Linked DNA regions of Homo sapiens: region 2 is linked to region 1. Evidence: chromatin loops called from intact Hi-C (ENCODE). Cell type or tissue: lower leg skin. All regions are shown on one strand. Each heading gives the region's core, and the rest is flanking DNA. Links, peaks and the distances in the headings are about the cores only.

What was found. Hi-C counts contacts between places; a loop is a spot of excess contacts. Peaks named below come from ENCODE experiments on the same cell type or tissue, not always from the same donor. Only the 100,000 strongest peaks of a DNase experiment are listed, where the experiment ranks them.
Region 2: it touches region 1 in a loop (2.4-fold over the local background); 76 of 110 quality-filtered maps call a loop at or near these places.

What each region holds. Positions count from the first base shown.
Region 1 is chr6:70,359,962-70,375,531 of GRCh38, reverse strand. All of the region lies in intron 1 of LOC105377848 (a long non-coding RNA gene), which reads left to right. Among named protein-coding and RNA genes, the nearest start is that of LINC01610, 26 kb to the left of the region's middle. In lower leg skin, for the core only: a CTCF peak has its summit at 5,942; a DNase peak (open chromatin) is centred at 6,013.
Region 2 is chr6:70,296,919-70,312,488 of GRCh38, reverse strand. It overlaps COL9A1 (collagen type IX alpha 1 chain), which reads left to right and starts at 9,405. Exons shown (of 38, transcript NM_001851.6): 1 at 9,405-9,578; 2 at 10,415-10,488; 3 at 12,103-12,180; 4 at 12,314-12,446. The coding sequence starts at 9,565. In lower leg skin, for the core only: no CTCF peak of the experiment used is centred there; no DNase peak of the experiment used is centred there; H3K4me3 peaks cover 195 bases.

The DNA.
Region 1 (15,570 bases), core at 2,552-10,551:
GCGTTTACCACTAGGGACACACTCAATTATTTAAGGGAAAAGCACTTTGGTGAATATGGCAAGATAGTTGATTTTTGTTTTCTTGGAAAGAATAACTCTGTCTTTCCTCCTGTGCATAGCACATTGGTACAATAAACTATGTGTCATTCACAGCACAGGCATGGTGTGACTAAAATTATTGGAATGCAGAAACTGATGTGATGATGATACAATTCTCTGTGGGGATGAGATGCAGAAGACGAGGAAGAGAGGAAGCACAGTTTTTCTTTTAATTTCAATAATGTTAGGAAATTTGCAATTTCTATTTTGCAAAAATAGAAGTATGAATTATGTTTTACAGTGTAAGTACCTGGCTTCATGAATCTAACTCTTTCTCTTTCTCACCTGTATATATGATACTTCAACAAGCTCTCCTGGTTCTACCTGTAAAATATATCTTGAATTACTTCTCACCATATTCACTGGCAATATTATTTTTTGCTTAAAATTCTCTAATGTTTACCCAAAATGATTAGATTAATAACCAAACTCCTTATTGTGATGGACAAGAGCTTATGTGAAGCCTATTGTCCAGACTTCATCTCCACCACTCTCACCCTCATCTACTATGTTCCATCACCTATCTCTATCTCTTCCTCCAACAGCTAGGCTCATTCTCACCTCCATGTGTTTTCACTTGCTGTTCCCTCTACCTAGAACTCCTTTTTCCCAGATCTTCACATAGCTCACTCCTTTTCATGTTTTTGGTATGGGTCCAAATATTACTTTCACAGAGACCTTTGCTGACTCTCTGAGCCAAAGTAGCCCTTCCCCTCTCATAACTCTTTATTTAATCATCCTTTTGAATTTTCTTCATAGCTTTTTCACCACCAAAAATGATCTTATTCTATTTTTAGATACCTGTATTTCTTATCTCAGTCTATTCACTCTCAAGAAGGTCCATGATTGCAAGAACATTGTCTTGTTTATTGATGAATCTCCAATGCCTAGGATAATGTCTAGTTCATAACCAGCACTCTAAATATTTGCTGAATGAATGAATAAAAGAACAAATGATGAATGCTGTCATGCTTCACATTCTGTTATGCTGTTTACAGTTGTGTGTACATTTGTAGTAATATATTGGGTGGGGAACACATTTTGAAATGGGGGATCTTATGCGCCCCTGAACCTCCTCAGTGTTACCATTATAAATACAAATCCTGTCTACTTATCTAGAGACACCTGTGTTAGGTCTTCATAGGGGAATTTAACACAATCCATACTGTCTTCGGATGACACAATAAAGAGGCCAGCAACATTGTTTTTGGAGTCAGATCTGGGTTTCAGCACAGGTTCCACAGCATACTAATTTTGCCACTCTAGGCCATTAGCTTAACCAGACATAAAGTACCTGTACAATGTTCAATAATTGGTGTTAATTGTTATGATCCTCACATTGTATAGTACTTTTCTTAAGTAATTACTAACTTTTCTTAGGTAAGTTGATGATGCATTTTGTATATCATGTGTGGTTGCTACCAGCAGATTGGTTAGTTTGAGAGACAGCACTGATGAGAAATGTTTAAAAAAAAAAAGGTTCCAGGTAAATTGGACCACTTAGCCAGATGCTTTTTCAATATATGTAGTCTTCTAAACAAGTTTTCTTACATTAACAACTTTTATCAAGAAGCAAATAGACATCAACAAGCATTTAGTAAATTTACTAGTGTCCTGTATTATGAAATCTCAGAATTTTGTAGTTTGTAAATAAAATATATGAAGCAAAATGAAGGTGGAGATACATAACTTGATTTTTGAAAACAAAAATTAAACAGGTTTGTATGTTTATTCATTTATCAACATTTTATTGCATATCTACTGATGCTAGGCATAGAGTTGTGTTGAAATCACAAACTTATTTGAAATGTATAACCTTTGAATGTTTGAGCCTCAGTAAAGCATCTGGTATAATACTTCTTAATTTTACTTTCAAACGATGCAAATTATTTAAGATACAAAATGTTACTTGGACCAAAACAATTCAGTAATCGGGCAATAATAGTCTTTTCAACAAATAATGGTGAGACACCTCTATATCCAAATGCAAAAGAATGAAGTTGGAGCTCTACCTCACACTGTATGTGAGGTACATAGTTAACTCAAAATGGATCATAAATCTCATGTAAGAGCAATCAAACTCTTATAAGAAAACATAGGAGTAAATCTTAGTGACTTTGTGTTAGACAATAGTTTCTTAGATACGACACCAAAAGCAAAGGTGACCAAAAAAATGGTGAATTAAACTATGTACAATTTTTTTAAAAGTTTGCCCTACAGAGGATGCCATTAAGAAAGTGAAAAGACAATCCACAGCACAGGAATAATATTTGGAAACCACGTGTCTGATAAGAGATTTATATTCAGAATACACAAAGAACTCATAGAACTCAATAAAAAAAGACGAACAACCCAGTTACAAATAGGCAAAGGATTTGAATAGATATTTCTTTAAAGAAAATATACAAATGACCAGTAAGCACATGAAAAGATGGTTTATATCATCAGGCATTAGGGAAGTGCAAGTCAAGCCACAATGAAATACCATTTCACACCCTCTAGGATGGCAATACAAAACAAACAAACAAACAAACAAACAAGCAAACACAAAAACCCCAGAAATAGTAAATGTTGCCAAGGAGAAATATAGATAAATTGAGATGTTTGTACGTTGCTGGTGGGAATGTAAAAGGTGGAGCTGTTGTGAAAGTTAAGCAGAATTACCAATAACCCAGCAATGCCACTCCTAGGTATGTACTCCAAAATTTGAAAACAAATTCAAACAGATACCTCTACACCAGTGTTCATAGTAGTATGATTCATAATAGCCAAAAAGTAGAAACAATCCAAATGTTCAACTGATTAATGAATAAGGAAAATGTGGGATATCTATACAATGGAATATTTTCAGCCCTAAGAAGGAATGAAGTTCTGATACATACTGAAATACGGATAAATCTTGAAAACATTATGCTAAATGAACAAAATCAGTCACAAAAGACCATATGTTGTATGATTCTATTTATATGAAATATCCAGAATAGGCAAGTCCATAGAGACACCAAATAGATGAGAGGTTGCTGATGAGGTGGGACAGGGAGGGGGATGGATATGACAGCCAATAGACACAGGGATTCTTTCAAGGGGGACAAAAATGTCCTGACATTATGGTGATGGTTGTACAACCCTGTGACTATACTAGCAAGCACTGAATTGTGCACTTTGAATGGCTGGATTTTATGGTATATAAATTTTATCTCAATAAAGCTGTTAAAAATGTTATTTGGAATGAAAATCAGCATGAATATTTATCAATAAAAAGCTAAATTTAAGGCATTTAAATTGCACAATAGATCACCAGATGTTTTCAATTTAAATTCAACTAATTTTTAATCTGTTCCTAATAGTTGCATGCATATATTTACCTGTGTTCATTCCAAAAGTGGGGAAAGGGGGAATCACTGGTTTTAATCCTTCCCTATCCTGTGGTAATTTTTTCATAGCTAAAAATGGATAAATTTCAAGGAATATATTTTATTTTTTACCACCAATTTTCTTCCCTGTTCCCATGTATGACAAATTATAAAATTCTTGTATTCTAAACTTTCATACGGAAAACTTAAATATGATGTAGGGAAATATTATTTATTTATTCTTCTTCTTATCCTCTTTGACCCAAGTTAATACAAACTTTTCTTCTCTATGTCCACCATACAAAGATTCTGTGTTTTGTGTTTTGCTTAAACTACTTTTAAGCCAAGGCTGAGTCTCCAAGTCTATGCCATCTAGTGGCAAGATTGAAGAAATTCTGGTTTCTTTACTAGCTTTAAATGTACAAATGTTGGCAGATGTCCAAGAAATGTTAAGAACCATCAGCAAATTAGTGACTAATCTTTATGTTTACTCTTTAATTCAAAGCAGTGAACTATGTGTTTACATAAAGTTTTTATGACTTTATCAATCTTGTATTTTTTTCAATTTGGCTGCCTGAAATTTAAAACCTAGGAATTCAAGACTTACTAATTTATTGCTAGTTTCTAACCACTTACAATTGAAGCAGGCGAGATTTTACAAAATATTTCTGGGTGCAGTGTAAACAGAAGATAATTGAATAATTTATTATTTTTTTCCAGTAATATTAACTACGTTCAATCTTAAATTCTGATATGTATGTATATCAAATATTGGTTATATTCACTGCTTTAAATTAAACTTTGAGTATAATTTTCCACATTTATATAATGATAGATCTGCATACCATGGGTTTATTTTTATGACTGATGAAATTATGTCTGTCACATTCAAAGCCAAAAATAGTCTGTCCCATTCCTTCCTTAGAATATGTAAAATCCAATATTAGTAATGTCTTTATCTACTGACATTGTAATGAAGCCATTTTTACGCTGTTTTGTAATAAGCATATTGCGTTACTCAGAATATGTCATGCTTACTTCAGAGTGATCTACTTTGATCAAATTGTCAGCATAGAAGTTGCTTTGGGTCAGCTGGTTTTATTCAGCGACAGAAAAATACTATTTTAAAAAATAAAAGTGGAACGTACCCAAGGTAAGTTTAAAGGTGAAATAAAGTACAATTATTTAAAATAGAAATGAGGTGATTTGATTGTGGACTCAGCTCACTTCTGAGTAAATGTTAACTTACTTTCAAAAAAGTTATGTCAGACATGTAGGCAACATGTTCAGTAATATCTTGGATAGGGATTTAAATAAACGCAGCTTCTGGATACTCAGCTGCAGCATTTACATTCAAATGAACCAAAATCTTATTACTGAGGATGAATTTAGAGAGGATAAGCTTAAACCTTAATCCTCAATAAATCATGCTGTTTGGAACGGACACTGGCAAACTATGAATCTTTCCATCACTTTAGAAAATAGATTAGCATATGTGCGCGTTTGTAAATTATTAATGTGTTCATTCTTAACAGGGCTGCACAGGGGTGAAGATGGGGAGGACAGTGAAAACAGCATGTTTAATGCATCATCTTCTTGTCTAAATGCCATTGATTAAGGGCTGCCATGTTTAATTATTGCTAATATTCTCCACAATCCTAAAATTATAGACTGCTAGGTGAGAACCTAAAGAAGGGAACTTAAAGAAGTCATCAAATCTGTCCCTGATATTTGTGGGTCCAGTAGCATTCTGGAGGTAAGAACCTCTTTGTTTTGTTAGGAAACCTCAACTCATGGCTACACAAACTAGCCTGGTGACTGCCATAGCAAACCCTTTGTCCATACCAAGACAATGTTCCTATTTTCACTTTTCTCTCATTTGTGTACATATTAGCTTATTCTTTGGATGTGATTAATCATCATCTCCCCAGTTTTGATAAATTTCCAGTGGAAGTTTCCTGGACATCCACACGGGAAGTAATATTCTAATTTTCTCAGAAAGACCTACACAATTTGCCCTTTTGAGGTCTAGACATCATAGTCTAGTCGCTAGAATGCCAGGGCCAGACCAGCTGGCTAAACTAACTCCAACCCAGAAATCTGTATAAATAAGGACTGTGAAAAAAAAAAGTGAAAAATGTAGGACTATAGAGAAAATGAAATGTTAGCTCTCGTAATGGAAATCTGTGACTTCCATTGAGGCTGTTGTTTGAAAATCTGTAAAGGGAAGAATTTCCCTTAGGAATGAGTATAGAAGGAAAGAAGCAGATGTCCTTGAATTGTTTGTTTGAATATGTTCTTTATTAATGAGATAAAAAGAGGAAATTCAGGAAAGGACTCACAAATGTTAACTGAGAAGTTGTGAAAAAGTCCAGGAGAGACAGCTGTCTTTGAAGCCAAACCAGAGTACAAAGCAGGAAGAGTTGTTAACAGTTCAGAGAAACATGCAGAGGCCAAAAGGGAAAGAACAGAGAAGTCACTGGTTTTGAGTACAAGATTCCTGTCCAAAAGATGGGGCCAACGTAGTCGTTACTGCTTGGCGACAGAAGGGGGCAGCAGAGAGCTGGAAGGGTGGCCCGGTTGAATCAGAAAGTCAATTCAGCAGATCAGAATGCTAGGTTGAAGCTAGGAGAGTCAGAAAGCCTCCCAGTGAGTGTTATAGAAGTGCCAGATGGGCTGATAAAGTGGTTAAGGCCTGCAGAGGAAGCTACCAGCACAGTTTTCTAGCCCTAGAAAGCCTTTCTTTAAAAGACCATTCAAATACTCACTTTAGCATGACTGGGGGATGAATGGCTCAGGTCCTAAGAAAGCAAGCAGACTAGCACTTTTTCCAGAACTTTTATCCATATTCATCTATATTAAGGGTGCAACACCATCAGTGATGTTAATAGTGGCAAATAAACTGCTGCCTTTCTATTGGTTGCTTGTGAATATCATCAGGCTTCCATATAGGCGCCTCTCATCATTCAGTATTATCTCTTTTTGAAAAATTTATTTATTTATTTCAGATGGAGTCTCACTCTGTTGCCCAGGCTCGAGTGCAGTGGTGAGATCTCAGCTCACTGCAACCTCCACCTCCGGTGGAGTGATTCTCCTGCCTAGGCTCCCAAGTAGCTGGGATTATAGGCACCTGCCACCATGCCCAGCTAATTTTTGTATTTTTAGTAGAGATGGGGTTTCACCATGTTGTCCAGGCTGGTCTCACACTCCTGAACTCAAGTGATCTGTCTGCCTCCGCCTTCCAAAGTGCTGAGAATACAGGTGTGAGGCATCATGCCCAGCCCATTCAGTATTATATCTGAATGTCATACTTGACTTTGATTTTGGCATGACTGCTGCTGAACTTCCACCTGCCTCATTTCAGAATAATTTCACAAGCAAGGCTAAATGACTTAAGTACTCCAAAAGGAATCTTTTCATTGGTTCTGGCCAATGCTTTTGTCATACTTGTTCCTGGAAGTGTGATGGACAACAGCATCATTTAGACCAAGATCAAGTCCATGCTGGTGAGCTAAGGTAGGGAAGAGGAGGGCCGTAGTGCTAGGAAAGGAGGGTTTAGCCTCTTTATATTCTGTGAAGTGCAGCACTTCTTAGCTAGATAGATTAACTATTTCATTTTGTCTGCCAGGAATGGGCAGCTGTGGCTTAATCATTGACTGAAGCCAGCGGAAGTTGAAGGCCCTGTAGGTGGTGGTTGGTTCGTTGTTGATGGATCTACTGGATGCTTATTGAGTTCTGCTAGCAGTGGTGCACTTAAACCAGCTTGTACTAACTTCTGAGAACCAATTGTTAGCATCTCCATTATACCACAGTGGTAGCTTGAAATCAGCCACAGAAGCATACTTACACTATAGAAACTGGAAAACCCTACAGATGAGCTCCCTGTTCCATTCCTTCCCTGCATACTGGCTGTTAAACATTTGCCAGCACACCACTGGCTATGCAACAAGTACAATGCTAGACCCCTATTCTGTCATTGGCAGAGATAATAGTATTACCTCATTCTTTTTATGTCTTCTCTTGTTTTTTTCTTATTAGAACATTCAAAGATGTTCAGTATTATAAACTATTGAAGTGAAAAATTACCATTTTCCCACCTGCCCTCCGACCTTATAGTCATTGGATGTTGTGTGTGTATGTGTGTTCCTGAAGGCCCTACTTCTAATATGAGGCCAAACAGTTTGAATCTGGTGTGAGAGCTGGCTGTGTGGCACACAGGCAACTTCAAACAAAGTCGATTAGTGGACAAGAAATCTAGTGTTGACTTTGCCCTTAGTTAATTTGGGTGAGACAAATCTTCACCAAGACATAGTTACTTAGAGGGGCTTTGTCTAGCAAACTCCACTTATTTCTGCTCTAAAATTCTGAATTACATATCTAATTTTCTTTTGGACTGTCAAGTATCTATATACTTAGGGAGAGTATCAGTCATCATCTCTAAATAATTTGCTCCAAGCCTCCATTTATACTAAATCACTTTTTGTTCTCCCAAACATGCTATGTTAAGACTCTGGGCCTTTGCATTGAACGTTCCCTTTTATGGAATGTCCTGCCCTCCCTTCTGTCCATCTGACAAAATCCTACTCCTCTTTGAAGGGTCACCTTATATGTGACCAGCATATTGTAAAGCCTTCCAGGACTCTCTCAGCAGACTTTAGTGTCTCATGTCCCTCTGCTGTTTCTTGGAGTCCTGGCAGCTCTCTCCCACTGAACTGACACCATTGGAGACTGTGTAGAAATGAATCTGGGTCTATGTATGGGCACTCCAGAGAATTCCTACAGGCCCCATCTCTTCTTTATCCTCTTGAATCCATTTGCTCTTTCTAGTTTGGCTGAGCTTTGGATTCTGTTTCTGCTTGATTTTTCACTTCTCTGCTCTTCACTCTCCTTTGGACTTGATGTGTTAGAGGATCTCTGTGGATGTTACTTTTGTTACATTTTGTTCCTGAGCTCTCAGGACCCTTTCTCTCATCCCAGTCTGATACCTTTCTCCAATTTCTGAAATATCAAGCACAGCCATAGACCTAGTTTCCCACCTGCTTGACAGGGGAGTTGTTATAAGAGTTTGGAAATACCTTAGGGAGGAGGCTATTCTTTCATCTATGTGTCCTGAGTGCCTATAATCATGTCTGGAACATAGAAGTGTTCAATGAATGTTTGTTGAATGAATAAATAAATGTATAGGATGAGGAGAACTTACCCACCTAAGGACCTGACTTAGGGGACGAGAGTGAAATGCAAGCTTGATCTCACCTCTTGAATACTGGTCATTGAGCTTAACTTTTGCCCTAAAGATGGATGATTGTCAGCCTTTTGTAGGACCTCAAGAAGGATTTGAAGAAACTAGATATTTTTACCAGCAAAATAATTCACAGCACACAAATGATTGCACAGAATTTCAGTGCTTTCAGAAGTCCTCTGGAAACCTTTTTGTGAACGCCAGGTAAATATCCCCTGTTATACACATTGAGGAGGCATTACAAGTTTTTAAATCTGGGAATGACATGATGAAGATAATGCTTTAAGGAGGTGTTTAGTTTAGACAGGGGCTGGGAACTCTAAAGAGCTAGGAATTCTGGGTGTAAGGTGATGTGGGGCTTGAATAGAGTGTGAGACAGTGTGAGTGAAAGAAGTGGGCAGATATGAGATATTCGAAAGGAAGGAGAGAGGGGCTTGATTATTAACTGTATGAAAACCAATAGATAATTATTCTGTACTCTTGAAATAAGATCCCTGAAGATGCTAAAGTCTGATCTGTTGATAAGATAACTGACACAAAACCCACCACCTGTTTTTAAAGAGTGATATTGTCACATATAAAATAAATTAATATTTCCAAATCTGTTGAGGGATTTATTGGGAACAGTCAGTTTGCATGGCTACATGTCCACTGACTTGGTCACTGTGGGTTTGGGAATTTAGTGGGAGGGAGCAGAAGTAGAAGGAAAGTGTATCTTACAACTTAACAAAAATTTTAAACTGGTAACTTTCCCTTCCTCCCTCTATCCCTCCTTTTCTTATTTTCTTCCCATCTCTTTAATATAAGGCAGAATATATTTTTCTGTAAATTGTTTTTAAAACCTTTTTTTTCAAATGCTATGTATCTTTTTCTTCTATTTGATGCTCAATTCAAACAAAATCTCTTTCTGTAAAACCTATGCATAATGCTGTTGGACTTCTGTTGAGTTCAGGTTGGTAAGCTCTCTCATACCTCAGTAATTCCAAATCTGAATTTATGATATTGCTAGTGTGCATGGAGCATGAATAACTCTGTCTAGTACTGCATTAAAAACATGTAAGATTTAGAAGATATCAGGCTTAGCATAAATTAAGAATAGGTATTACATGTGGCCTGTAGGGATAAAGCCGAATAAATTTAAGTGTGTGAGAGAAGATTAATATAAGCTCAGTCACTTGGAAATTGCTTTGATTACACTTCTGTCAGAAGGTGGCTAAAAATGGTCCCTTTTGCGGCTTATTACATTTTCTGCAACTTTCAATCATTTCCCCCTTCTGTTTTTTGGTTTCTTCTCCCATTTCACTTTCCTTTGCTCTTGTCTCTGAGCAAAGACACCTTCTAAGATGTATCTCTTCATTTGAGTCCTTAATCTCAACCTTTCACTTCTCTTCATGAGAACAGATCTGTCTATTAGCTCCCCTGTTTCTTGCATTGCCTGTTTCTTTCTTTACTGGTTCCTTCTCAACTATTTATAAGCAAGCTCACACAACTTGTTATTCTCTCATACAATCATTCTCTCTTCTTCCTTTCTCTGTTTAGATATCTCCAGTGTAGCCCATTCTTTGCCTCCTGTGCCTCACTTCCAGATCTATTTTTGTCTTAATCACAATAGGCTAGATTATGTCATAATAACAAAAAACTGCTGAGCTCTCAATGGCTTAATGAAACAGAGACATATCTCCCTTTACATTGCAGTCTGTTGCAGGCTGGCCTGGTAGCTCTCCTACACCACTTCCCTTCCAGCGGCAACCCAGGGGCCAGGCTGCATCCAGCTTAACACTGCCATGTTGGAGTTGAGTGCTTTGTGTTTAATCAGCTAGCCTTAGGAGAGAGTCAACATGCAGAAGTCACACTTGATTTTAACTGCTATACCAGAAGGGACACCTCATCTCCCCTACATTCCATTGGTGAGAACATGGAAATTTGATGAACACTACTGGTTTTGGTCTCAGCCACTATTTCCATTTGTTCAATATCATATTTCTGCTCCTATGGATACAACGATAGAGGCAGGAGGCAGAGAAATTCTAGGCAGAAAGGGCGGGTCCCTGGCAAATGCCCCACCCTCCAGCTGAAAAGCCTGAAACCGCAGCCAGAAGTGAGAACTTACATCCCTGTTTTCCCACTTGAATGTTGCCTTTTCCAAAACCACTCATTGCCTGCCCTGCCCTCCATCCTGGGCTTATAAAAAACCTCATACCCAGCTGACAGAGAGAGGAGAAGCAGCTGGACATCAGAGACTATAGCTGGATGTCGGGGAGAAGCGGCTTGATTCCAGAGGGACAGCTTGACCGTGTAACTTGGGAGAAGAATCTGGTTGGAGACTCCTGGACTTCAGGAGAAGATTACCTTCCAGCTCTGTCCCCTTTTCAGCTCCCCTTCCCACTGACAGCCATGCCCATCGGCAATAAAATTTCCCACATTTACAATCCTTCAATTTGTTCATGTGACCTCATTCCTCCTGGACGCCACAGAAGAACTCAGGAACCACGAGTGCAGATACAAAAGGCTGTCACACTGACCCTTTGCCCTCTCTGGCAAAAGGCAGCTGCCTCACACCAAAAGGTAGAGGGTCCACTGAGCTGTTAACACTTAAGCTGTCTGTGGACAGCAGCACTAAAAGAGCACTGTAACACTCCCTCTGGGACTTCAGGGGTCACAGGTACCCTCCCAGATGTTGCTGTTGGGGCCTGCACAGACTTTGCTCCTGCTCACACCCAAAAGTGCTTGCCCTGGCTCCTGCACCTGCTCACCTGCATGCGCCTTCCCACGAGGGGTGGAGCGCAGTGGCTCCAAGTGAGTGGAATTTGCCACTGCCAGCACTGAAGTGGCTGGCTAGTTCCAGTGCCCGGGCACACAATTTCCCACCTTATTCGCTTGCGTGCTCCCTCCTGCGAGGAGTTGAGAACTGCAGGCTGAGGAAACAAGGCACCCCCTTTGTGAGTCCCATGAAGGGGCCAGGGAAATATCCTGCTTCACTACCTCTTTGAAAGAGTGAAATAACACACAGTGGCCTGGGTACCTCCACATCCTTCACGATGCAGCTGACTAGAGGTCTGGAAAGCAAGGATATGAATATAAATTGAATACTGTATAAGATCTAAAATATTAAACCGACCTAGACTTAACTGGATTTTTTTAATATTCGAAGTCACCAGAAAGCTATGGGATCTACCCAAGATGTTGTAAGGGGTCAGGAAAGGGAGATTTGACAAAGTAAGTCCGAAAGCAGTGAAAGGGAAGAAAATAAAACCATTTTATGTTTGTACTTTATTGGGTTCAAGACAATCCAATATGAAACCTGCATTTAGTTTACAGAATAATGAAAAATATAATTAGATATAAATAAAAGCATATATTTTTCATTGTTAGATTTAAGCTGTATGAGGAAACAAAAATTAATAAAGTTATTCTTTTGTCTGTGAATAAGCTTAAACAATGCCTTTATTCAGTTTAGATAACACAAAAGGGAACTTAATCACATTTTAAATCACATTCAAAGATAGAGCTTCTAAAAATAATTGAAGTTTGGTGAATGTCTTTCTGCTAAGAGTGCTGTGAAACTCTCATAATTAGATTAATGTGGTTAATCCCCCTGGAGTATTACAGTGAGTGTGAATCAGCCCTAATAATAAAATACATTACATCTAAACAAACTAAATGCCTTTTAATGTACTCTCAATGACCTCCTGAGTGAAGTTTTCAAATTTTTATAAATTTTCATTCACGCTTTTAACTTCTAGGGGCTTGAGCATGAATTATGATTCAAAGACAGAGTTTGATTAATAATGTACGGCTGTGGACAATTAAAAAGAACTCTTCCTTTACGGAAAAAAACACTTCAGGTATGACGGCAGTATCTCAGATAATGTTCAGAGGGCAGAAACGTGCCTGATACTTCATATCAACTCTCTCCTTTCTTAAGTCATCTCACTACTCTTGGGAAACGACTTGATTTTTAAAGATTGCTGGAGAAAAGGATTTCAACATCCCAGTTTAACCATCCTTCCTGCTACAACTAAAATTGTACATTATTAATTATACTGAACATTCTTCATTATGTATTTCTTAAAGTTAAGTCTATTAAATTCTTATAATCTTTCTTATTTATTATTCGTGTAAATTCTTTTGTTTGCTTTTTTTTTTTTTTTTTTTGAGATAGGGCCTCACTCTGTCACCCAGGCTGGACTGCAGTGGTGTGATCTTGGCTCACTGCAACCTCTGCCTCCCAGGTTCAAGTGATTCTCATGCCTCAGCCTCCCAAGTAGCCAGGATTACAGGTGTGTACCACCATGCTTGGCTAATTTTTTTGTATTTGTAGTAGATACAGGATTTTACCATGTTGACCAGGCTGGTCTCAAACTTCTGGCCTCAAGTGATCCACCTGCCTCAGCCTCCCAATGTGCTGGGATTGCAGGCATGAGCCACCGCGTCCGGCCATTTGTATAAACTCTTTATACATTAATCATTTAAAATCCCTTTTCCCCTCTGGAAGACACAGACTTTATTTATTATGAAATAGCTAATTTTGGGGATCTAAAATAATGTCTGGCTTGGAAAATTATTTATATGATTTTAAATGTAAGAGAACCCTACAAGGATATATATGACACCAACTAATCTTACAGAGCTTAAAGAACTCAGAAAGCTCACTTGGTTAGTGGGAAAGCTAGGAATCAACTGATTTTCAAGCCAGTGCTTTGTGCCTTATATTGTAATTTCTCCATTGTGTGTGCACCTTTTTATTAACCGAGTTGATGGAAAGTATTATAGACAAGTGGCTTAGAGGATAAAGACAAAGTAAAATCCAAATTATTGTTTATAATTATGCACTAATTTGTTTATTTGATTAATATCTGTTTTAACCACTAACTTGTAAGCTGCAAGAAAGCATTAATTACATTTTAAGTTATATCTTGATAACAGGCATACATACAACTGTCCTTTTAAAAATAGACATTTAATTTAGCAACTTATAACTCAGCTTTAAATATTTTCTCTAAGGAGTGTCAATGTATTGGCAATTTCGTAGATTATTTCCAAGGTCTGAATTTTGTGAACTCTTCTTTTCATAAAGTCATCCTTTGAAGTAATTACTGAACTTTATATATATCTAAATGTCATCAAAAGAGCAGCATTTTTAATACTCTCTTGAATTTCTGATACTGTGCTAAAGGATCTTTTAACTGTAATACTTGTTAATTACATCACTTTATTTTTTTTATTTTTTATTTTTGGTGACAACTTTTTTATTTAATTTCCTCATGACCAAACAATAGTGCTTCTTTCATCTGAATTGAAAGACAAGGTTGTCAGAAAATCTGTAAACTGTTTCCATACAAATCCCTAAGTACTGTGATTAGTGCCTCTGTCCAACTTTTTTTTTTCTTTTTCTTTTTTTTTTTTTATTATACTTTAAGTTCTAAGGTACATGTGCACAACGTGCAGGTTTGTTACATATGTATACATGTGTCATGTTGGTGTGCTGCAGCCATTAACTTGTCATTTACATTATGTATATCTCCTAATGCTTTCCCTCCCCGCTCCCCCCATCCCACGACAGGCCCTGGTGTGTGATGTTCCCCTTCCTGTGTCCAAATGCTCTCACTGTTCAATTCCCACCTATGAATGAGAACATGCGGTGTTTGGTTTTTTGTCCTTGCGATAGTTTGCTGAGAATGATGGTTTCCACCTTCATCCAGGTCTCTACAAAGGACATGAACTCATCATTTTTTATGGCTGCATAGTATTCCATGGTGTCTATGTGCCACATTTTCTTAATCCAGTCTATCATTGATGGACATTTGGGTTGGTTCCAAGTCTTTGCTATTGTGAATAGTGCCACAATAAACATACACGTGCATGTGTCTCTATAGCAGCATGATTTATAATCCTTTGGGTGTATATCCAGTAAAGGGATGGCTGGGTCAAATGGTATTCCTAGTTCTAGATCCCTGAAGAATTGCCACACTGTCTTCCACAATGGTTGAACCAGTTTACAGTCCCACCAACAGTGTAAAAGTGTTCCTATTTCTCCACATCCTCTCCAGCACCTGCTGTTTCCTGACTTTTTAATGATCGCCATTCTAACTGGTGTGAGATGGTATCTCACTGTGGTTTTGAGTTGCATTTCTCTGATGGCCAGTGATAATGAGCATTTTTTCATGTGTCTGTTGGCTGCATAAATGTCTTCTTTTGAGAAGTGTCTGTTCATATCCTTCGTCCACTTTTTGAGGGGTTGTTTGTTTTTTTCTTGTAAATTTGTTTGAGTTCTTTGTAGATTCTGGATATTAGCCCTTTGTCAGATGAGTAGGTTGCAAAAATTTTCTCCCATTCTGTAGGTTGCCTGTTCACTCTGATGGCAGTTTCTTTTGCTGTGCAGAAGCTCTTTCATTGAATTAGATCCCATTTGTCAATTTTGGCTTTTGTTGCCATTGTTTTTACTAGAGGTACAAGGAGAAGCTGGTTCTATTCCTTCTGAAACTATTCCAATCAATAGAAACAGAGGGAATCCTCCCTAACTCATTTTATGAGGCCAACATCATCCTGATGCCAAAGCCTGGCAGAGACACAACCAAAAAAGAGAATTTTAGGCCTATATCCCTGATGAACATTGATGCAAAAATCCTCAATAAAATACTGGCAAACCAAATCCAGAAGTACATCAAAAAGCTTATCCACCATGATCAAGTGGGCTTCATCCCTGGGATGCAAGGCTGGTTCAACATACACAAATCAATAAATGTAATCCAGCATATAAACAGAACCAAAGATAAAAATCACATGATTATCTCAATAGATGCAGAAAAGGCCTTTGACAAAATTCAACAGCCCTTCATGCTAAAAATTCTGAACAAATTAGGTATTGATGGGACGTAT
Region 2 (15,570 bases), core at 4,134-12,133, 65 kb after region 1:
GTCGTGGCTCTAAGTCGAGTCTTTAAGAACAAAGGCTCTTTCTCACCTGCCCACATGTCAGTTGCTACTGCTATTCCTGGAGTTAGTCATGGTTTCAGAGATATTTGGATTTAAGAAACGATAGGAGGCAGGACTCTCCTGTGGTTGCCCTTTGGTGCCACTGGAATGTCTACACATGCCTTTGTGGTTTTGTGGTTAGGTGGTTGGCTTCAAATTTATAGTCCCACATGGCTTTGGGTGAGAAAAAGAATGTCTTTCAAAAACCAAGACCTGCTGGAAGAACCTCTCCCAGTTACTCAGTGTCTCTTTCTCTATAGTTGTTTTCTCTCTCAAGGTTACAGCAGTTAGAATTAAAAGCTATAATCTTGACTTCAAGGCAAAGTTCTTACATCTGGGTTTTGCTATCTTTTTATATGTGCTATATGATTGCATTTAAATTTTGTGAAAGCACGTGCATGAGTGTTTTAAGTAGTGTGCATTTAAGGAAGTTGTAAAACTGTGTAGAGTATGACCACAGCTTGTATGTAGAAAAGGGACTGGAAGAAAACATCTTAAAATGTTAATAGCGAGTTGTCTCTGGGTGGTGAGACTATGTTTTTTTCTCTTTCTTCTATTTCTGTATTTTCCACTTTTCCAAAATGTTCGTATATTACTTCTTTAACATTTAATTTTTGTGGGTATGTAATAGGTATATATATTTATGGGGTATATGAGATATTTTGATACATGCATACAATAAGTACTAATCATAGGGTAAATGGGGTATCCATAATTTCAAGCACTTATCCTTTGTGTTACAAACAATCCAGTTGTACTCTTTTAGTTATTTTAAAATGTGCAATTAAATTATTATTGACTATAGTCATCCTGTTTTATTACCAAATATATATCTTACTTTTAAATACAATACATGTTACCAAATACATATATTACTTTTCCATATAATATTTTAAAATGAAGAAACCAATTATATACATGTATACACACATTTATGTATATATACACATATGTATACATATACATATGTGTGGTGTGTATGTGTGTGTGTGTATATACATATATATATATATATGTATATACACATATGTCCCCAAAAGGGGACTAATCAGTAGGCATCGGTCCTCCTGTATGCAGTGTTTTGTAAATAGCTGTTTGACTGGTTCACCAGTGATTACTGGAGTTGCCTTTTATTTGTATCTGTTCAGGAGTCAGTCAGTAGATTTGTCACATATAACCATGAACTCATACAGGTCTCTTCACCTGTTTCTTCACCAGGAAAACAGGAGAGTCACATCTGTCCTGCTGGATTGTTGCGAGGTACAAATGAGACTGTGATGAGAAATGTTCTTGAAAAACCATATAGTATTATGAGAGGGAAAGTATTATTGATGAGAAGAGCTTGAAGGACTTATCAAGGGCAGTATTACAGGAGGAAGAATCATAAAAGTGTAGCAAACAGACAAAGATGTGCATATGGAAGGGAGAAGGGGGCTTTCAATTGATTTACCTTGCTATCTATAATGGGTTTTTTGAGTAGTTGTATATTGTCTAGGATAGTTTTTAGTATTTAGCACAGCCACACTCTTCTAAGATCTAAATGAACCACCATTTACTGGACAGATTGGGGTTGAATCAAAGAAGAAAGCAGAGGAGAGTGAGTTATAAGAAAAATTGTAGCTAAAATTTATTGAGTGCCAGGTACTGTTTTTGGCTCTAGTTTGATCCTTATAGTATACCTATAAGGTAAGTGCTTTCATTACTCATTTTTACAGATAAATAAGATGAGTCAGAAAGGTTAATTACCTCTCCATGGTCTCCCAGCTAGAAAGTGGTAGAGCTGAGATTTGAACCTAAGCAATCTGGTTCCAGAGCCCACATTCTTAACCTTGAGTTTGGCTCTGTTTAGTTATAAGGCTGAAATTGGTGGTGGTTAGTGAGGTCAGAGTGGATGGCTCATCTATGAAGGCAGAGTTAATTTTAATCTTTCGTTTAGTGTCTTTCTCCTTCAGTAGGCTCTCATGAACCTCAGGGTGCATTGTATTTGCACATTTTTTTGAGAGGAACCCTAAAAAGAAGTCAATTACAATACTTCAATTTATACATATGGAAAATAACCAAGAATGAAATATTTTCTTAAAATCAAAGTTATCTACTTGAAGACTGGAAATCAAATTCGTCTTTGATGCCTTAGCTTAGGTTTCAAATTTCAGGATTATACTGCCACCTAGTGCAGAGAAAACATTTTCCCAGCATGTGAAAGCTAGTAAATGCATATGAAACTTCATAGATGCAACCTAAAACAAGGTATATTTAAAGTTTATTTCATAAAAGAGAACGAGGTATTTGAGAAGCAATGACCTTTTTACATTTTATTGGTAAAGGTTAACGTGCAATTCAGGTACACACTTTTATTAGTAGTAGTAGGTTGTTAAAGGACAATAGTGCAGAAGAGAAGGCTTAGGTTTCTATACTTCATTCTGCCATGTAAATTTCCTTAATTAATGTCTAGTAAGGAAATCAATACAATTTCCTTTCATGAGATCAAAAGTTCTCAGTAGGAGTTATGGGTTCAACTGATAATTATTTTAAAATTTTATTAAACAAATACTCATACACTTACAGTCTACAAGTCAATGCCAATTGTAACAAAGGAGAGGTAGCCTAACGGTGTTGAAAACATGACCTATATGGGCAGCACTTCTCAGTGGATCAGCAGGAGATTGGCATCACCTGGGAGCTTGCTAGAAATGCAAATTCTCAGACTGATCTTCAATATCCTGAACCAGAACCTCTGGGGGTAATGCCCAGGAGTATGTTTTTAACAAGCCATGAAATTGTGGTAAGAAATGGTCTTGGAAAACCATAGAGCATTATGAAAGGGAAGGTATTATTGATGAGACAAGATTCAGGGCTTTACAGTAGGTAAAGAAACATACTGATTGGGCCAATAAGTGTGTTTCATTGAAGGGAGCAAAAGAGGCTTAGGACATGAATCAGCTGCTGTAGACCTAAGACTCACAAGGCAGCAAATGCAGCAACAGCTCCTGGAAGCACGTGTGCTATGGAGGGGAATTGATTTTTCTCCTCCTTGGGGAGATGGAAATGCTCATACTTTAGAGAGAGCAAAAGTAATATGCTGAAAAGCTTAGGAGTGGGGGAATTTTACATTAAATGACCTGTTTTTGTATTAATGTTCTATGGTGAGAACACATTTGTTTGTGAGTGATTTCAGAGAAAAAACGGCCATGGGCTCTATGTGCTTGCTATAGATGATTAGGCTACAATTACAAGTATTGGGCCAAAATAAGAAGATTAAAAATAGAGCTTTGATTATGGTGAAATTTCTTTACAGTAAAACTGAACCCAATGTAAAACTGTGGGAGTCCTAGTTTTAGCAACTCTAATTGTTAATCAGCCTCTCAGCCAGAGATTTCTGTGATAAATTTCAGGCTCTAGCTGTGACTAATTTGCAGCATCCTCACACAACTGGTAGGTGCCATTAGGCATCTTGGGTCTTTTATTTTAAAGTAAAGATAGATGGAATAAAGCTTAAAATTAAATACCATTAGGAAGCTAGTTTTAAAAATACTTCTTCTTTAATTTAACCTATGAACTCATTAAATATGGGGGTTGTGGTATGTTTAATTAAAACTCTCAATTTACAGCTACTTCAAAAGAATGTTTTAAAAAATATATATAGTCATGTTAAAACTAAGGAACTTGCCCTACTATTCTATGAGTTTCATGGGGCATCCCAACTATTGTGCCCATACCAGGAAACAAGGGGAAAGAGATCCTTTGGCACTTCTAGTGTCTACTCTTTTCTAATCGAATGTTTTTTAAGCCATGAGTTGTAACCCATCAGTTGGTCCTGAAATGTACTCACTGATTTGGTTATCATCACTCAAAAATGAAATATAATAAAACAGAAAATAGAATATATTACATTTATTTATTTATTTTTTAACTAAGAAAACATAATTTTAATCATGGTAAACTTTGTTCAATTCCTGTGTCCACTGTGCACATTCTTCAAAACTGTTTTGGTTTTGTTATTAATTTCCTTTGAAATTTTTCTCATGCAAGACTTTCAGAATCTTGTTTACACACATGCACACACACACATAATTAGGATAGCAAAATGTTCATAGATGCTGTAAAGTTGTGTGAATTCTATTTTTAAAATAAAAAAATGTACATATTACTATAAAAATAACTTCTCCCCCTTGTGGCAAAAATTGAAAATACATTCTACTGGAGAACTGTAAGAGAGGCACTTAGGTATTATTCCTTATAAAATATTTTCACATAACTTCATGTGAATCCCCCATGTTATCCTCTAAATGGTACACAGTATTTACAAACAATATGCTTAGAGGTAGCTTCACAGTTTTCTTTACATCCAGCATTGTCCAGACTCTATTTGGATATTTTCTATAGCAAAAAGCTAAAGGTTATTTATTTTTCTAAAAACAGGGACTCACTATGTTGCCCAGAGTGGTCTTGAACTCCTAGGTTCAAGTGTTCTTCCCACCTCAGCCTCCCAAGTAGCTGGGAAGCTGCAGACTTGATAAAAGTGCTACAATAAAAGGCCAGAGTTGAAAGGAACCAGTTACAGTATAAAGATTAAAATGATAGGCAGGCAAAGAGGGATGGCCTCACTTAGAGACACCTGCCAATTTAAGATTACAGGGGCATCAGGAAGGCTTCTCACCTCTCAAAGTTTAATCTCAAAACTCTGGAAGTCCACCATTGGAGACTAATTCCTTTGTTAGTTCTGTCCAATCTTCACTTAGTTTATTAACATAAAGATAACTGGAAGGGATACGACACTTTCCTCATTTAAGATTCCCAATGGTGAAAACAAAGAAAGTCACTCATCGGAGCTATAAATGAAACTTAGCTTTCTTATTCCAGGTTCCTACTTCCTTCCTTAACCTTCCATATTTCCTCCTATTAAGTCACTAGGCACTTATAATTCTACATTTTACTGACCTTTCACTGATTATAAAGTAATTTAATACATTTATATGAGTAACTATTGCTTTCTGAAACTTTTGTTCTGGTTGTGTATCTGTATACGTAGTAATAAAGCCCATTCAATCCATCCTCCAAGCAACACCAGAACTGTCTTTCTAAAGACACATCCAAAAAAGTCATTATTGGCCTCAAACTCTTCTCTCAGTTCCTATAACAGCCAGAATAATGTCTATGCTTTCTTTTGATGTCATTCAAGATCCTTTACCCAACTCCTCCCCCGTGGTCCTCCTACTTGTGATTTCAGAAAGTGACATCACCATCTACTCAGTTGCTCAAGCTCAAAACCAGGTAGTTTTCCTGTCCCCCACCCCTTTTCCAATCTACCCACCAATCTTATCTCTTTATTCTCATCTGGTCTGAGTCAAAATTAACGACTTCAAAGCAGCCTTCCCTAACCCCTCAACCTAGACCAGCTTCTAAACCTTCTACAGACTCTATGACACATTGTCTTCTTTTATATTTTTCATAATGTTTCCACCTGAAATTATTTTGTCTATTCTTGTAAATGTGTTTAGTACCTCTCTTCCCACCAGTGTGTAAGCTGCATAGGGGCAGGGACCTGATCTTTCTCTGGTTGTCTCTCTGGTGTTAAGGTCACTCAGGGAGCATGGTAGAAGAGGCATCAATAGATATTTACCAAATGAAAGGATTCTTTGCTTCCCAAATGTCCTCTTTTACCTTTTTGTTATAGTATCTTCTGTTTTCTCTGTCTAAAACATACTGCACCCACTTATTCTCTTAGTAGCCTTAGTATCCTTCACGATTTCATCTCTTGTATTAAAAATTTCCCGATGCCCTTGGATTATGCTAATACTTGTTCTCAGTGACACTACAGCCTTCTTATTCTCTGAATTGTGGTCGCTTTCATATTGGTCCTCCATGCTGGATTGTCAGCTTCCTCAGGGCAAGGCTGTGTTTATTCACACTTTTTGCTTCCTCACCTCCCAGCACATACTTGATACATATACTACTGTATATAGTTACTCAATACATGATTGAATAAACAAAGGGAAGAAAGCAGATGATCAAGAAAGATGATTATTTGTGATGATGTTCCCCGATTTAAGCTTTAAGTAAATAATATTCTTGATTTATAAGAAGAAGGAGATTAGTGTGTGTGCATTCTGTGAAAAAGTATGTGGGGGAGGGATGAGAGGAGGTACAAAGAAAAGTATAACTGTTCTATACAAAACACTTCTATTTATAAAATGGATCATTTTAAATATTAAGCTGTCTTAGTTCATTTATAATCTGATATGATTGACCACATTTCATTTCTACATGGTTTTTCAGAACCAAACTGTTAGGTAAGGTGAGGAAATAATGCTAAGGGTGAAAAAGCTTATGCGTCTATGACCTTAGGGTGCAACTGACCCAGACCAGAATAGTGTGGCATTTGCACTGCTGTCTGTGAGATTCTAATGTCGCGTTAGGAAACAAGATTAATAGAAAATGGGAGTGGAGGGAGGAAAAAAAATTTCCTTAAATAATATTGTATATATCTTTGTTCTCTCTGGATCGACTTTCTTTTTTGTTTTTTGTTTTTTCTTTTCTTTTTTTTTTGACATAGGGCCTCACTGTCTTGCCTAGGCTGGAGTGCAGTAGTGCAATCACTGCTCACTACAGCCTCAAGCTCCTTAGGCCCAAGAGATCCTCCTGCCTCAGCCTCCTGAGTAGCTGGGACTGGAGGTGTGCATCACTGTGCCCGGCTAATTTTTGTATTTTTTGTAGAGATGGGGTTTCACCATGATGCCCAGGCTTGTCTCCAATTCCTGAGTGCAAGTCATCCGCCTGCCTTTGTCCTCCCAAAGTGCTGGGACTACAGGCATGAGCCACCCTGCCTGGCCTGGATTTACTTTCTTTCTTTTTATTAGTATTATTATTTTTGAGATGGAGTCTCACTCTGTCACCCAGGCTGGAGTGCGGTGGTGTGATCTCGGCTCACTGCAACTTCCGCCTCCTGGGTTCAAACGATTCTCCTGCCTCAGCCTCCCGAGTAGCTGGGACTACAGGCGCGTGCCACCAGGCCTGGCTAATTTTTGTATTTTAGTAGAGATGGGGTTTCACCATGTTGGCCAGGCTGGTCTCGAACTCCTGACCTCAGGTGATCTACCCACCTTGGCCTCCCAAAGTGCTGGGATTACAGGCGTGAGCCACTGTGCCCAGCCTACTTTCTTTCTTAAAATAGCTCTTGCTTGCTCCTACCATCTTAAATAAAACTGCCAAGCTAGAAAAAAGCCACACCACCTATAAGCAAACCTATTTTTCTCTCTATCCTTTCATTTTTAATTAAAAGGCACCCTCACTTGATTTCAAATTCTACTTGAAGAGGATTCATTACAGTGGGAAGGAGAGGGGCAAATGCGGAATTGAGATCTCTAAAGCAATGAAAGGATTTCCCAAACACTTCATTATAATGAAAAATCCCTCTCTCCTTTCTTACCAGAGTAAGTAATATGAGAGGATCAATCATGCAAATAAATAGCTTCAATGGACAGTCCCTTTGGAAAATGCCTTTTCCCCTGTGAATCTCTGGCTGGCTTACCTCCTGTGACTTCAGGATGTCAGGAAGGTCCCCAGCTGCAGTTTCTCCTCTGAGGTTAATAGACCGCTTCTTTCTCATGAGCCCTGACTGACTTAAACAAATAAGCTAAGATCTGGTCATTTGTAGTTCTGTCACAGAGCCAGGATGGCTGCACTAGGGAATGGGAATTTTGATAGACAGAAGGCAAATGACAGGGACTTGTAGAAAGCCCCAAACAGCATGAGGAAATGGGTGTCCCTCTGGGAAAGAGAGACAGGACTCCAACAGGTGGGCTATGAGTAGAAAATAAAAGGGCAAAAGCATGGATATTAAGTTTGCCTGATTTACATTTCATCAGTGAGCTGGGGGAGGCAGAAACTGAAAGGACTTTTTTGGAAAAGAAATAAACAAATGAAAAATAAGAAGCAACGCTATTGTTTTGTAATTAAATAAAAATTAAATCAATTAGAAAACGAAATTTAAAAATTTCAAGAAGCCAGGTGCAGTGGTGCATGACTATCATCCCAGTTACTCAGGAGGCTGAGGTGGGAGAATCCCCTGAGCCCAGAAGTTCAAGGCTGTAGTGAGCTATGATTATGCCACTGTACTCCAGCTTGGGGGACAGAGCGAGACCTGAGACCCTGTCTCTTAAAAAAAAAAAGTTCACCTAAAAATTACTTTGCTTGTACTGTGATTTTTGAGATCATTGGATCTTCTGACCTTTAGAGTCTTGGTTTTTGGAGTAACCACCCGTGTCCCTCAAGACAAGGCCAGAGGTTGGCCATGCTGAGTGGGTGGTAACGGGGGTGATGTGGGGGCTATAGGGAATTCTCTTTAGGTGCTCAGGTTCTGGAGAGACGGCATGGCATGTGTGGTAGCGATGCTGATAACATGCCTCTCTCTAGGTTTGTGCTCCTTGTAATTTGCTCTCACCTTGTTAACGGAGGATAATATGTTGCTTCTTTCCAGATACAGTGTCCTCTGCTCAACTCTGGTAGTCTCAGAGTTTAAGAATAAACAACAAGTAGGGGGCTTGATGTTACATTTTATCAGGATTTCTATCCATGAGGTAGAGAGAGGGAATGTGTATTTAGTAATAGGCATGGCACTTTGAAAAAGTTACTTCATTTTCTGCTTCCTCAACTTTCTTATTTGGAGAATAAGGGTAACTTCAGTCTTACCTTATAATGTTGTTGTGAGAATTAAATGGCATTAAGCTTTGAGCATTTTCAACAGACGGAGGTGCATAATGAAGCGTTAGCTATGAAGACGATGACAAATAATGATTGTTGGGTGTTAGACCCTCTGCCTTTGATACCTCATTTAATTCTCAAAACCATTGTTTTAATGTAAGCATTTTCAATCTGTTTTACAGTTAGGGCATCTAGTTACAGAAAGGTGAAGTAACTCTCTCAAGGACACACAGCTAGTAAGCTTCAGAATAAACAGGGATTGAAACTTAGGTTGATCGGGCACCAAGGCTCCCACGAGTTTCCACACCTCTGCCTCCCAGTGGGCACATTTTTACTGGAACCTCAGCCCTCTGAAAGCTTCCACTGTATTCCTATAGCAGTTCTGAAAGCTGCCATTGTACTCCTATAGCAGATCTAAAAGCATCTACTGTGTTCCTATAGCACCTTGCCTGGATCTTTCTGGTGAATTTCCCCACATCCTGATTTTATTTTTTTCTTTTCAGCAAACTTTCCCCTGTAAATCCCTCCTTCAGTATAACCTTGTTAGCTTTGAGGACACACCCCTAGGCCTGGGCTCAGAGCGCTGCTTCTCCCCACCCCTTTCCTTTGCTTCAGTTTAAAGTGTCACGAGATGCCTCTGGTTCTCTCCCTTTGCTTTTAGCCCTCACCGGGGGCAGGAGGGACCAAGGCTGGGCCCAGAACACATAGTCCTAGGGTAACAGTGAAGGGGTCGTGAGGGGACAGTGACTCCCTTCCAACCCCTTCTTCATAGGGACTGTTGGCAAACAAAGAAAATCAACTGGGAAAATGAAGACCTGCTGGTAAGACAATAACCCTGGAAAGAGTGGTGGGGAGATGGAGCTGGGGGTCCTCAGAACCAAGGGTCTGTATTTTTGCAGCAGTGGTAAGATGAGAGTAGGTGAGCCTCAAGGTGAGAGACAGAAAGAGAGACGGATGAGAGAGTAAGACAAGAGGGCAAGCGTGAGAAACCGAAGACAGACACAAAAAACCGAAGACAGACAGAGGAAGGGAGAGAAAGTGACGGCCACAGAAAAAGAGAGGAAGGAAATCAAAGGTGAAAGAAACCAGAGACAAAGAAATAGGTACCAAAACAGTGAGATAGGTAGATACCGAGAAGGTGAGATCAATAAAACAACAACGACAGTGGGGTCTGGAAACATGAGTTCCTTACATCTCTCAGTAGGGTTTCAAAGTAAAAATGAAGGCTGGGTGCGGTGGCTTATGCTTGTAATCCCAGCACTTTGGGAGGCCGAGGCGGGCGAATCACGAGGTCAGGAGTTCAAGACCAGACTGACCACCATGGTGAAACCCTGTCTCCACTAAAAATAGAAAAAGTAACTGGGTGTGGTGGCACGTGCCTGTAATCCCAGTTACTCAGGAGGCTGAGGCAGGAGAATCGTTTGAACCCAGGAGGTGGAGGTTGCAAAGAGCCGAGATCGCGCCATTGCACTCCAGCCTGGGTGACAGAGCGAGACTCCGTCTCAAAAAAAAAAAAAAAAAAAAAAAGAAATGAAAAAAAAACTATACTGTGATTTGATCACCTTACATTAATTAGGTTTACTAGGTTTGAAAATATGGAAGTGTTTTCCATCTGCGGGGACTCCTGTTTCAGTCATTTTTCTTCTCTCTTCTTCAGGAAAATTCCAGTTTTCTTCTTTGTGTGCAGTTTCCTGGAACCCTGGGCATCTGCAGCTGTCAAGCGTCGCCCCAGTAAGGGCCATAGTTTCTAGACTTTCAAAGATCACTTATTCCCAGAAATGATCAGGCAGGGCTGTGGCTGACTGAAGACTGAGTGAGGCATTCATAGTCCTTCACACCCTCACTCTTCAATCCAGCTTTGGGGCACAGGGATACATTAGGTTCTGGTTTTCCATGGTCAATGCTGGGTATGGAAAGTAAGTCCTGTCAGTAATCACAGTTGGTAGGAAGGCCAATCTGTGAGCTGCAGTGCCTAGTGCAGTGCCTAGTACAGATGGTGATTGGTAAATGTTGGGTGAATACATGGATGAATGAATAAATAGACTGATGGATGGATGGACCTCAACAATTTGGGGTGAGGAGAGTATAAAGAGCATGTTTGATGTACCATTATGGTTAGGCCCATGCTTTTTTATATTTATATTTTTATTTTTTTGAGATGAAGTCTCACTCTGTCACCTAGGCTGGAATGCAATGACACAATCTCGGCTCACTGCAACCTCCGCCTCCCAGGTTCAAGTGATTCTTCTGCCTCAGCCTCCGAAGTAGCTGGGACTACAGGCATGTGCCAGCATGCCTGGCTAATTTTTTATATTTTTAGTAGAGACGGGCTTTCACCATGTTGGTCAGGCTGGTCTTGAACACCTGACCTCAGGTGATCTACCTGCCTCAGCCTCCCAAAGTGCTGGGATTACAGGCGTGAGCCACAGCGCCGGGCCTATGCTTTGTAACTGAATAATACTTTTTTTGAAGTCTAGAGAGTCTCTGTTGTCAGATGAATCTTAGCAAGGCACTGAGGTTGGATATTTCCAAGAAGCCTTCTGTGGTGGTGAAAAATCTCTCTTCCCTTTGACCTTCCATTTGTGTAAGGAGAACACAATTCCATTCTATGATTTCTTATCAAATTGAGGATTTAATCCTTCTCATGATTATTTTCTTCTTCTTTTTACTCTTCCCAGTTCTAAGATGTTAGGATTAATCTAGTCGGGACTTTTATTTGATCTCTTAGAACGAATTTATGAAATCAAATCCATCCTCTATATTTTATTTAGGATTAGTGAATCTCAAGACTTCCCCAGGCCCCTATATCTGACAAAGATTCCTAAGAACTCTACTCTCCAGAAGCCCCACTGAACTGGACCAAGGTTGGCTCTGGAATCTCACTGGAATCCTAAAATTTGTGGTGTTTAAGGAACATTTTCTAGCCCAAACCACCAGGAATTTTCCAAACAGATTTCTGACCCTGTGCCATTCAGGACACCATTCAGCTTTGGTTTCAAAAGGAACAAATGCCTAACCTCTTCAAAACGAACATTTTCCCAGCCAGATTATTAGAGCAACTTTGTGCCTTGCATCCACCCCTTCCAGGATGAGTTGCAGGTGGACAGATTATAATCGTAGAGGCATGGAGGTAAAGCCAAACACTTTACCTCTAAGCAAGCTGGTATAATATTGAATTTTAAATATTTATTATTATTGATACATCCTGAAATCTTTTTTTTGTGGTCAATTGCTATTTTCTGGTTCTAAATTTTATTATTATTATTATTATTTTATTTTATTTTATTATTATTATACTTTAAGTTAGAGTGGATGAAGTAGAATGACATGCTATCTCTTTTGCAGGATTCCCTGTCAATTCCAATTCTAATGGTGGAAATGAACTCTGTCCAAAGATCAGGATTGGCCAAGATGACTTACCAGGTGAGTAGCAATGTACCCTATTGAAAATGCATGCTTTCTATAAACCTGATTTTTTTTTTTATTTGGGAAAGTTGTGGAAAGAAATAAAACCAATCTCATTTTAGACTTTTCATTTTGTATTCCCATTCTATAGGGTTTGATCTGATCTCTCAGTTCCAGGTAGATAAAGCAGCATCTAGAAGAGCTATCCAGAGAGTAGTGGGATCAGCTACATTGCAGGTGGCTTACAAGTTGGGAAATAATGTAGACTTCAGGATTCCAACTAGGTAATCTATCAAAAATATTTTAATCTAATTATCTGACTCAAATGCATTAAAAATGGATAGCTATCCAATGTTAGAGTTTTCTTATGATCAATGTTTCTTGGATTATAATTGTATTTAAAGATGAAGAAATTTATTTACCTGCCTATCTTCAGTACCTTAATACTGCATTTCATGTTTTCAGTATGTAATTTACTTTCCATTCCAGGAAAAAGCATCACTGAGACTATTATACATTGATTCAGGACATGTTCTTATTACCTTGCTTTCTGTTTTTCTATAATTTGTCTGGTTTTGACTGAAAGGACCCTCTGTGAAAAGTGCCAGAGGGTAAGCATAAATTTAACTAGGAGCCACAGAGTGGTTAGAAGACTCACAATGGTGCTGTTCAAGTGTCCTGGTGCTGAAATGGAGCCACACGTCCACTGCTTGGCTTCTGGCAGACATCAAACCAAAGCAAAACTAAAATAATTATAATAGAAACAATGATAGTAATACTAACGACATCAAATCCTCCACTTCACTGATTTCTTTCTCTGGAACTAAGCCTTTTGCTCTTTATTTAAAACTGAGGTACTTTAGTGTGTAAGTGTTGAGTCCTGTCATCATTATGAATGAATCTCAGCAATTTAGTTTTGATATCACCTAAATACCTTATTTATGATTATGATAATTATTATATGCTTTAGCACACTATAAAAAAACTAGAATTAAAATTCCTTTAGTAGATAAATGAGACAATTAGGACTTCAATAGAAATTAAGTTATAAAGATAAATAATGATTAATTAGAACAATAAGATAATATAGAAACTCAATGTATATAAAAATAAAAATTTTGAACAAATTAGAAGAATCTGATATAATAGTACCAGATTACAGCTAGAAATTCATATTTTGAACCTACTATATATTATTGTATAATACAACAATAGTACATTATATGAGCTCTTTCTATAAATTTACTAATTAACATTAATTTCATTCTCATCACAACCCTGTGATATAGGGTCATTATTAACCTTTTTTTTCTTAAATCAGGGATCCCCAAAAGTTTAATTTACTTGCATAAGGTGAGTGGGTTGGAATGTGCTGGAAGGACTGAATCCCAGGCAGAATGGTTGCAAAGGTTTTACTTCTAACCACTACTCCATACTGACTCTGGAAAACCATTCACATCTGGAAAGATTAAAACCATGATAACAGTGAATTCACTTTTTTTTCCTCATAATTTCTTTTCATGTATGGAAGTGCCAGTCGTGTTGCTAAATAAGCTTTAAAAATTCAGTTTTTTCTTTCTTAAATAATTAAGCAAAACATGAGGTCCTCAGTGCTGACCTGATTTTCTCTTCTAAGGTTTGAGGTACTGTCATTAACTCTTAAGTTCAGAGATTGATTAATTTGATGCCACGTGGCTTCCTTACCTCCTGCTCATCTTCGTTGTTGTCTAGAGCTGTCACTAAATAATGTACCCAGGCTATATTTAATGTCTCACATTTGCTACCCTTGACTCCCTGCCCCCATAAGGACTAAAAAATCTTGTTTTACTGTCAAGGCTTGTTAAAAGATAAGGAAAGAAGGAGGAAGAAATTAGGAAAAGAAAGTAGGAGAATAAAAAGAGAAGGAGGAAAGTTAGAGACTCAGACATGTGGAATTCCAAGTAAACAGTAAAGTTTATTCTTGGGAAAGTACTTAGACTATCTTTACTTCAGTTCCCTCAGTTTAAAATTAGGAATAGTAACTCTGTCATGAGGTTGCTATGTAGAGTAGGTGTTCATAACTGGAGAGTGCTTCAAGAGCCCAGTCCACACTGGTATTGGGTAAGTGTTTATTATTAGTGGTGAAGAGCACTAGAAGGAGAAAATGCATGTATATGAAAGTCTTTTCTCCTTAGAGGATCCTTTCTTTATAATCTGCCTCCCAAGTCCTGCCAATTCAAAAGCTGGTTGACAAGGAGACTAGGGATGGGAATTGCTCTCGGCCATACGAGGTGTAGACAATGTTCCTATAAAGGGACTTTCTGTGCTACAGAACATAGGCTCTGAGACAGTGAAAGAAACTATTAGCAGGATCTTTGTGGGAGGAAAATATTACGGTATATGGAACTAATGTGACAGAGTCACAGTTTATCCTTATTTATCTTTTCTATTTTTTTTTTGAAAGACTTAAGAGACACATACTTTTTTTTTGCTGTTTTTTATTCCTTATTTTAAGCATAATCGTTTTACACTCTCAACTCCCACTAACAAACGTGTTATGTTTATTTTCCTTAAAAACACGGTCTTTTTTGGGTTAAGGTCACAAACAAATGTTTCAAGGTCCAAAGACTATTTAATCTTTCATTCAAACCCTTATGATTCTTCACTTAAGGTACTCTTTGAAGGCTGTAATATAATAAAATAAATCATTTATAGATACAGCTCCTTTTAAATTATGTATGCTGTCAAGTTTACTTATTGATGTGCATAGCATATTTGCAAGAACCGAATTTCGGGTATTCCAAGAAAAGACAATGGAGCTGACTGTTCTATAAATTAGACTTGTGAGACTTTTAAGTGGTCTTAGGTATATACAACTACATATATATTTTATTAGTATGAATACCAAAATAAATTTTCTCTTCTTACCATATTGACTACTATACTAGCCTAGTTTAAAGGATCAAAGATCAATAACATGATAATCTAAATTATTTCTACATATATTCACACACATATATTATCTTCATATATACGGAGAGAAAGAGACAGCTACCATTAGTTTAACGATGTATCTGTAATTGAGGTATTCATTTAGCAATCTCAAACCTACCCTCCATCATTTTAAATTAATTATTTTCTTTTTTAGTTTTTGGCATTACATACACCAAGTCAGAGATAAATTAAGACATTATGTTCTTTCCTACCTTTAACATAATCTCTTCATTGAGTGGGAAAGATTGAATGAAACACAAATTGGGAGAACTCCCTCAGTTAACTTCAGGTTGTATTTTCACAAGAGTCACCTAAACACATTACTGTGACTTCCAGAACTGAAACAAAATAGACTTTTTAAAGGAAACTGATTAAATTCTACAGTTTTGCTCAGTATATCTATAGTTGAAGCCTGGAAAAATAATGCTTAAGGAA